Regions from separate parts of the Homo sapiens genome. Here region 2 is linked to region 1. Evidence: chromatin contacts called from ENCODE Hi-C or POLR2A ChIA-PET data. All regions are on one chromosome and are shown on one strand. Each heading gives the region's core, a stretch centred on a gene start or an enhancer-like site at or near the end of the contact. The rest is flanking DNA. Distances are from core to core; before and after follow the strand shown.

Region 1 (3,045 bases), core at 491-2,990:
TTTATTTATTTTTTTATTTTATTTATTTATTTATTTTTTGAGACAGGGTCTCACTCTGTCGTCCAGGCTGGAGTGCAGTGGTGCGATCTCAGCTCTCTGCACCCTTGACCTCCCGGGCTCAAGAGATCTTCCCACCTCAGACTCCTGAGTCGCCATGTCTGACTATTTTTTGTAGTTTTTGTAGAGACAGGGTTTCACCATGTTGCCCAGGCTGGTCTTGAACCCCTGGGCTCAAGCAGTCCACCTGCCTCAGCCTCCCAAAGTGCTGGGATTACAGGCATGAGCCACCGTGCCCGGCCTCAAATAATCTTTGAATCTCAGTTCTCACTCAACTTTTTCAAACCTCCACAACTCTGAGATGCAGGTACCCTCTTCCAAGCTGCTGAGGGGTTTTGGACTAATGCAGCTAAATCACCAACCAGACCTTCAGCAGTCAGTGCTAGAGACAGAAAATTTTAAAACTGCTTAGTTACATTTTTTTTAACTAGTTTCACTGAAAATAGAGGTAAGGCATAGGAATACTATCCACGTTGTTACTACTATTCGAAAAGAAAAACAATCTAAAAAATAATTCAAGACATTTTATGAATGTCCTAGCTAGTTTCCTTAGATGGGAGCCTTCCTTTCTGTGATTCAAGGCTTAATTCCCTCTCTTCACACCCATCACTTCGCAATGCAGTTACAAGACCATAACTCTGATCTGACCTTTTACCTTCTCATTTCCTGCCAGAACCACTTCATCCTGCTCATTCATCAGTGGTCAAAGTTAAATGCTAAGTCATTTACTTTCAGAGGTTTAGAGCACTGCCTTAGTCACTTCAGGCTGCTATAACAGAGTGCCATAGCCTGGGTAGCTTACAAAAAACAGAAATTTATTTTCCCACAGGTCTGGAGGCTAGAAGTCCAAGATCAGGGGGCCAGTGGGGTCAGGTTCTGGTGAGGGCTCTCTTTCCGATTTCCAGATGGCTATCTTCTCACTGTGTCCTCACATGATGGAAGGGGCTAGACAACTCCCTGGGGCCCGTATTTATAAGGGCACTAATCCCACTCATTATGGCTCTACCTTCATGACTTAATTACCTCCCAAAGGCCCCACCTCCTAATACCATCACTTTGGGTGTTAGGATCAACATATCAACATATCAATTTGGGAAGGGGGGGACATAGACATTCAGTCCATAAAGCACAGTTATATGCCAGTCTCTAATCCACTTTAAGTAAAGCTCCCTCCAAAATAGACCAGTATATTCTCGTTAGATTATGAGGCAAAGTTTGAAGGAAGATTTCTTTGTCTGCTTTCTACCTTTCCTTAAGGAACCTGCCTCCTCTTCCACCATCTGCTAATCCTGCTGCTCATCTAAGCACCCCCACCTATGCCTTACTTTGTCATTCCATTCTTCCCAAATCAACCACCAAAAACTGTAGCATCAAATTCTGCTCCTTCAAGGGCCTATTTGTTAGAAAACTAAAATCATGCTAACGATAGTGGGGACCAATACACTAATGCATTCTTCTCTAGGAGCAGTGATTCACAAATGAGCAGGGGTGGGGTGAGGGAAGGAGAGAGAAGTGCCCCCAGGGGACAACTGGCAATGTCTGCACACATTGTTGGTTGTCACGAATGGGAGTGTGCTACTGTCTGTCATCTACTGGGTAGAGGCCAGAGATGCTGCTGAACATCTCACATTGTACAGGACTGTTGCCCACGACAAAGAATTACCCAATCCAAAGTATCAGTAGTGCTGAGGTTGAGAAAGCCAGCTCTAAGAGGTAATGTATTTTTATTAAAAACTCCTTTGTTCCATAGGTTTCAGTTTAAATTCCAGGCACTGGTCAGGCTGAATGGAGCTGTGTTTTGGAGCAGATAACCATCAAATCACATCCCAAGAAGGTACCTATCTTCCATTCATATATAACTAGTTCTAACTGTCAGAATAAACATTAGCTGAATGACTACTGATGTTTTATTTGGTTGGGGTTTTCTCTTTTTTATGTTTACAATATAAATGTAACCCCCCAAAGATGAGTTTAACAAGAAAAAAAATACTCATTGTCATATTTGCTTCAGATAGATAGATAGATAGATAGATAGATAGATAGATTTTTTTTTTTTTTTTTTTTTCCGAGATGGAGTCTCACTCTGTCTCCCAGGCTGGAGTGCAGTGGTGCAATCTCGGCTCACTACAACCTCTGCCTCCCAGGTTCAAGCGATTCTCCTGCCTCAGCCTCCTGAGTAGCTGAGACTATAGGGGCGCACCACCACGCCCAGTTAATTTTCGTATTTTTAGTAGAGACCGGGTTTCACCATGTTGGCCAGGATGGTCTCGATTTCTTGACCTCGTGATCCGCCCGCCTCAGCCTCCCAAAGTGCTGGGATTACAGGCATGAGCCACTGCGCCCAGCCCAGGTATATTTTAAAGAAAAAAAATTATAAATACAGTTAAAGCCCCTCCTCACCACCTCTTGCTCTCCCTCCTGAAGATAACCTGTCCCAGCCAGGCGCAATATACTGCCCTATAGTATATATAATTTCCATGCATATATTATATATTCACATAAATGTATAGTATCTATTTGTGATTCTAAATTTTAAATAAATGTTATTATACTATATATTTTCTTTTCTCTCAATATGGTTTGAAATTCATCTCCTTTTTCTTTCCATGTAAGTCCAGTTAATTCAGTTTAACTGCTGTACAGTATAAATAAATCAGCTTACATATTAACTTTCCTCCTGATGGATTGTCTCCACATTTTCACTGGTTGTAAACACTTGTAACAAGTCACCTAATACATATATGCTGAGGCTCTGGGTACATTTGATATTTTAGGAGATATAGAATTGTTGGGTTGTCGTGTAATTTTCTGGTCTTTAACTTTCCTAAGTATTGCCAAATTGCTCTCCAAAGTGATTGAACTAAATTTTTATAATATTGTACGTAAAAGAAATACAGATGACTAACCTAACAATCAAACTTTTGCCTTCTACAGAGCTATGTTAAGATGTAAAGATTAAAATGCACAGTACTCTAGTGAGTTTTATCA
Region 2 (3,033 bases), core at 199-2,698, 78 kb before region 1:
AAGTATTCTTTTTCATATATTAAATATTGAATAATAAGTGTTTGGATTTTTTATTTTAAAAGTAAGGCTTTATTGGGGGAAAAAAGCTGCAAAGCAAGAGATTAGAAATATGGAAACAATCTGCAGGGGAATTCTTGTGTTTGGGATTCTTGTATGAAGGGAACTTAAAACCACACAGATTTTATGGGTGGAGGGGAATGAAAGCAACACACTCTATCTATTAATTTTTAAAACTCAGATCCTACCAAATTTCAGCCTTAGAACAGAGTTTCACACCACTTTACACTGAAAAATCTATCCCTCTTTGAATTGTAGGAAATCATTTATTTCTTTTTCCAAAAAAGAACTCTCAGCTAGTCTAGAGAGATAACACATTTGTTGTAGCCATAAATTTATTTGGAAGAACAACTGGGCTTTACACAGGCCATCTGGAGAAGACAAATGTTTCATGGAAGCATGTGGGAAATTTCACTGACAACATATGTAGCTAAATGAACTGTCTTTGGCATCGCCGAAAGGAGAAAATTCCATTACACACAAGGAAGGTATTTCAACAATCACCTCAAAGTAAATATACATTAATCTACTAATTTAACTAAAACATATGTAAGGTGAAGCTATGCTTCTCTTCCATGTACTGACAGCTAAACATACAGCCTCTGCAGAGGAGGCATTTGGTTCAACTCCACAGGGACACCTTTGAAATCACTGTATTCATCTGCACATGTTTAAAGAAATGTGTCTTCCTGAAACTCCCCCTTCCTCTGCACACCTTCCACTCCCCTGAACCCTTGTGTGATGTCATGGAAATGTGGAAGAATATTAGGTAGGGAATCAAGAGAGATAGTCCTACCCCTGTCACTAATTTAGAGACCTCAAACCAGCCACATAGCCATTTCATATAGTTTTATCACCTATAAAATGAAGGAATAATTACTTCTCTAGTTACATCACAGGGGTTTTGTGAAGACACTATTAACACCTCATATTAGGATAATAGTTTACAATTTGATATGTGTTTTAAACAGATTGTTTCATTTATGTCACAACTTTATCCCCATTTGATAGATAAGAAAATTAATGCTACATAAGGGAAACAGTAATTGCTACAATAAACAAAACAGTCAGCACTTAACACAATAGGGTTATTTCCTGCTCATGTAACTGTGTACTGAGGGTGTTCCTGGTCAGGGTGCAGTTTTCCTCCACGAAGTAATTGAGCCCTGGCTCCTTCTGTCTTGTGGCCCCACCAGATCCTACAGCCTTGGAGTCTCCTGCCTCAAGCTGGCAGACAGGCAGAGAGGTTGGAGAAAGCACACCTACTTTTTAACAACCTCATGCTGGAAGTGACCCAAATGACTTTCACTTACATCTCACTGGTGAGAACAGTCAATGCCTCCACCCAGATGTGAGGGGTATTGCGAAATGTAGGCTATCGCTGGGTGGCTGCTTCCCAGTGATAAAGCTGTTCTGTGGAAGAGGAAGCATAACTTTATGGTGAACAGTTAATCACCTCTGCCATGACAAAGCAGTTATGCTATTAACTCAAGGCCGCACAACTAGTAGATAGTCTATTAGCTATCTATTTCTGCATAGCAAATTACCATGAACTAAGTAACTTAAAATAACACACAGTCTGAGCCAGGAGTCTGGACACGGTTTAGCTGGGTTCTCTGCTTCAGAGTCTCACAACGCTGTAGTCAAGGTGTTGGCCTGGGCTAAGTTCTCATCTGAAGGCTTGCCTGGAGAAGAATCCATTTTCCCACTCAAATGGTTCTTGGCAACATTAAGTTCCTTGCAGTTATAAGATTCATGACAGCTTTCTTCTTCAAAATCAGTAACGGAGATGGTAGAGGGGGTGAGGGAGCAAGAGGCTCTGGAGTGATATATAATATAATGAAATTTTAAGGGCAGCATCTCTTCACCTTTGCTATAGTCTACTGATTAGAAGTAATTCACAGGTCTGCCTACAAGCAAGAGAAGAGGATTATATAAAAACATAAACACCAGGAGAGGAATCATGGGGGCCACCTTAAAGTTTGCCCATCACAATAAAAAACTCAAACCCAGACTTTCTGACTACAAATCCAATGTCCTTTCCATTTAATCGTTTGTCCATCTTTGGACTCCACAGTTCTAATCTGTAAAATGAAGATAATATTTGCATATAACATACCCAGTTATTATGAGGAACAAATAAAATAGTGGATGTGAATTCACTCTATAAGCTGTAAACTACTCTGTAAATTTAATAGTTTTTTATTTTTATTTTATCCCCTTGCCTATGATGTTTCCCTACTCTTCCTGACCATCTAAATCCTATTCTTCCTTCAAGGACCATCTCAATGCTACCTCCTCCATGAAGCATGTGTATCATTCGGGATGAGGTTCAAATGATGGCTCAAATAATTTTGAAGCCAAAGCTGATAATACAAATCCACAAAATCACTGAGGATCAAGACATCTTCCAGATCTCTAACCTAGAGTGTGGTCTCTATTCTGAAGGCCCAAGATGGCTACTAGAGCTCCAACCATCACATTTCCAAACCAGACAGCTAAAAAGAAAAAATATTTTTTATAGATACTTCCCAAAAGTCCTACTTAAGACTTGGATTCAAGTCCTTTTGACAAGAACTAAGTCCCATTCCTATACCTGGTTGCAACAGAGCCTGAAAAATACAGTTTCTAGTTGGGTATGCTAATATCTTGAATAAATGTAGGGTTCTGTTACTAAGACAGAGGAAGAGAATGAATTTGGAGAGAGTAAATAGTCTCAGCCATAAGACGTTTTTTATTTATTTATTTATTTATTTTTGAGACAGAGTCTTGCTCTGTCACCCAGGCTGCAGTACAACGGTACAATCTCAGCTCACTACAACCTCCGCCTCCCAGGTTCAAACCATTCTCCTGCCTCAACCTCCTGAGTAGCTGGAACTACACGTGCACACCACCATGCCCAGCTAATTTTTGTATTTCTGGTAGAGTCGGAGTTTTACCATGTTGGCCAGGCTGGTCTCAAACTCCTGACCTCAT

The links. A loop is a pair of places that touch in the nucleus more often than their neighbours do. ChIA-PET counts read pairs that join two places held with the same protein, here RNA polymerase II (POLR2A). Pooled maps may share reads with other maps.
Region 2: a loop to region 1 is called in a map of K562, with 2.7 times the contacts of the local background. The contact joins two enhancer-like sites. A Hi-C loop is called at or near these places in 1 of 168 maps with a recorded cell type or tissue (K562), 1 of 37 single-sample maps with no recorded cell type and 7 of 50 pooled maps. POLR2A ChIA-PET finds 5 or more read pairs at or near these places in 2 of 52 experiments (AG04450 and GM12878).

What each region holds. Positions count from the first base shown.
Region 1 is chr4:83,550,871-83,553,915 of GRCh38, reverse strand. The region is part of intron 2 of GPAT3 (glycerol-3-phosphate acyltransferase 3); the gene reads right to left. Among named protein-coding and RNA genes, the nearest start is that of GPAT3, 16 kb to the right of the region's middle. RefSeq lists a silencer at 723-852. Within about 2 kb of position 1,740, at least 4 of the 41 ENCODE cell types and tissues checked have a DNase peak (open chromatin) inside an H3K27ac peak, as active enhancers do.
Region 2 is chr4:83,628,711-83,631,743 of GRCh38, reverse strand. No RefSeq gene overlaps it. Among named protein-coding and RNA genes, the nearest start is that of GPAT3, 94 kb to the right of the region's middle. RefSeq lists an enhancer at 1,234-1,528 and a cis regulatory region at 1,129-1,852. Within about 2 kb of position 1,448, at least 13 of the 41 ENCODE cell types and tissues checked have a DNase peak (open chromatin) inside an H3K27ac peak, as active enhancers do.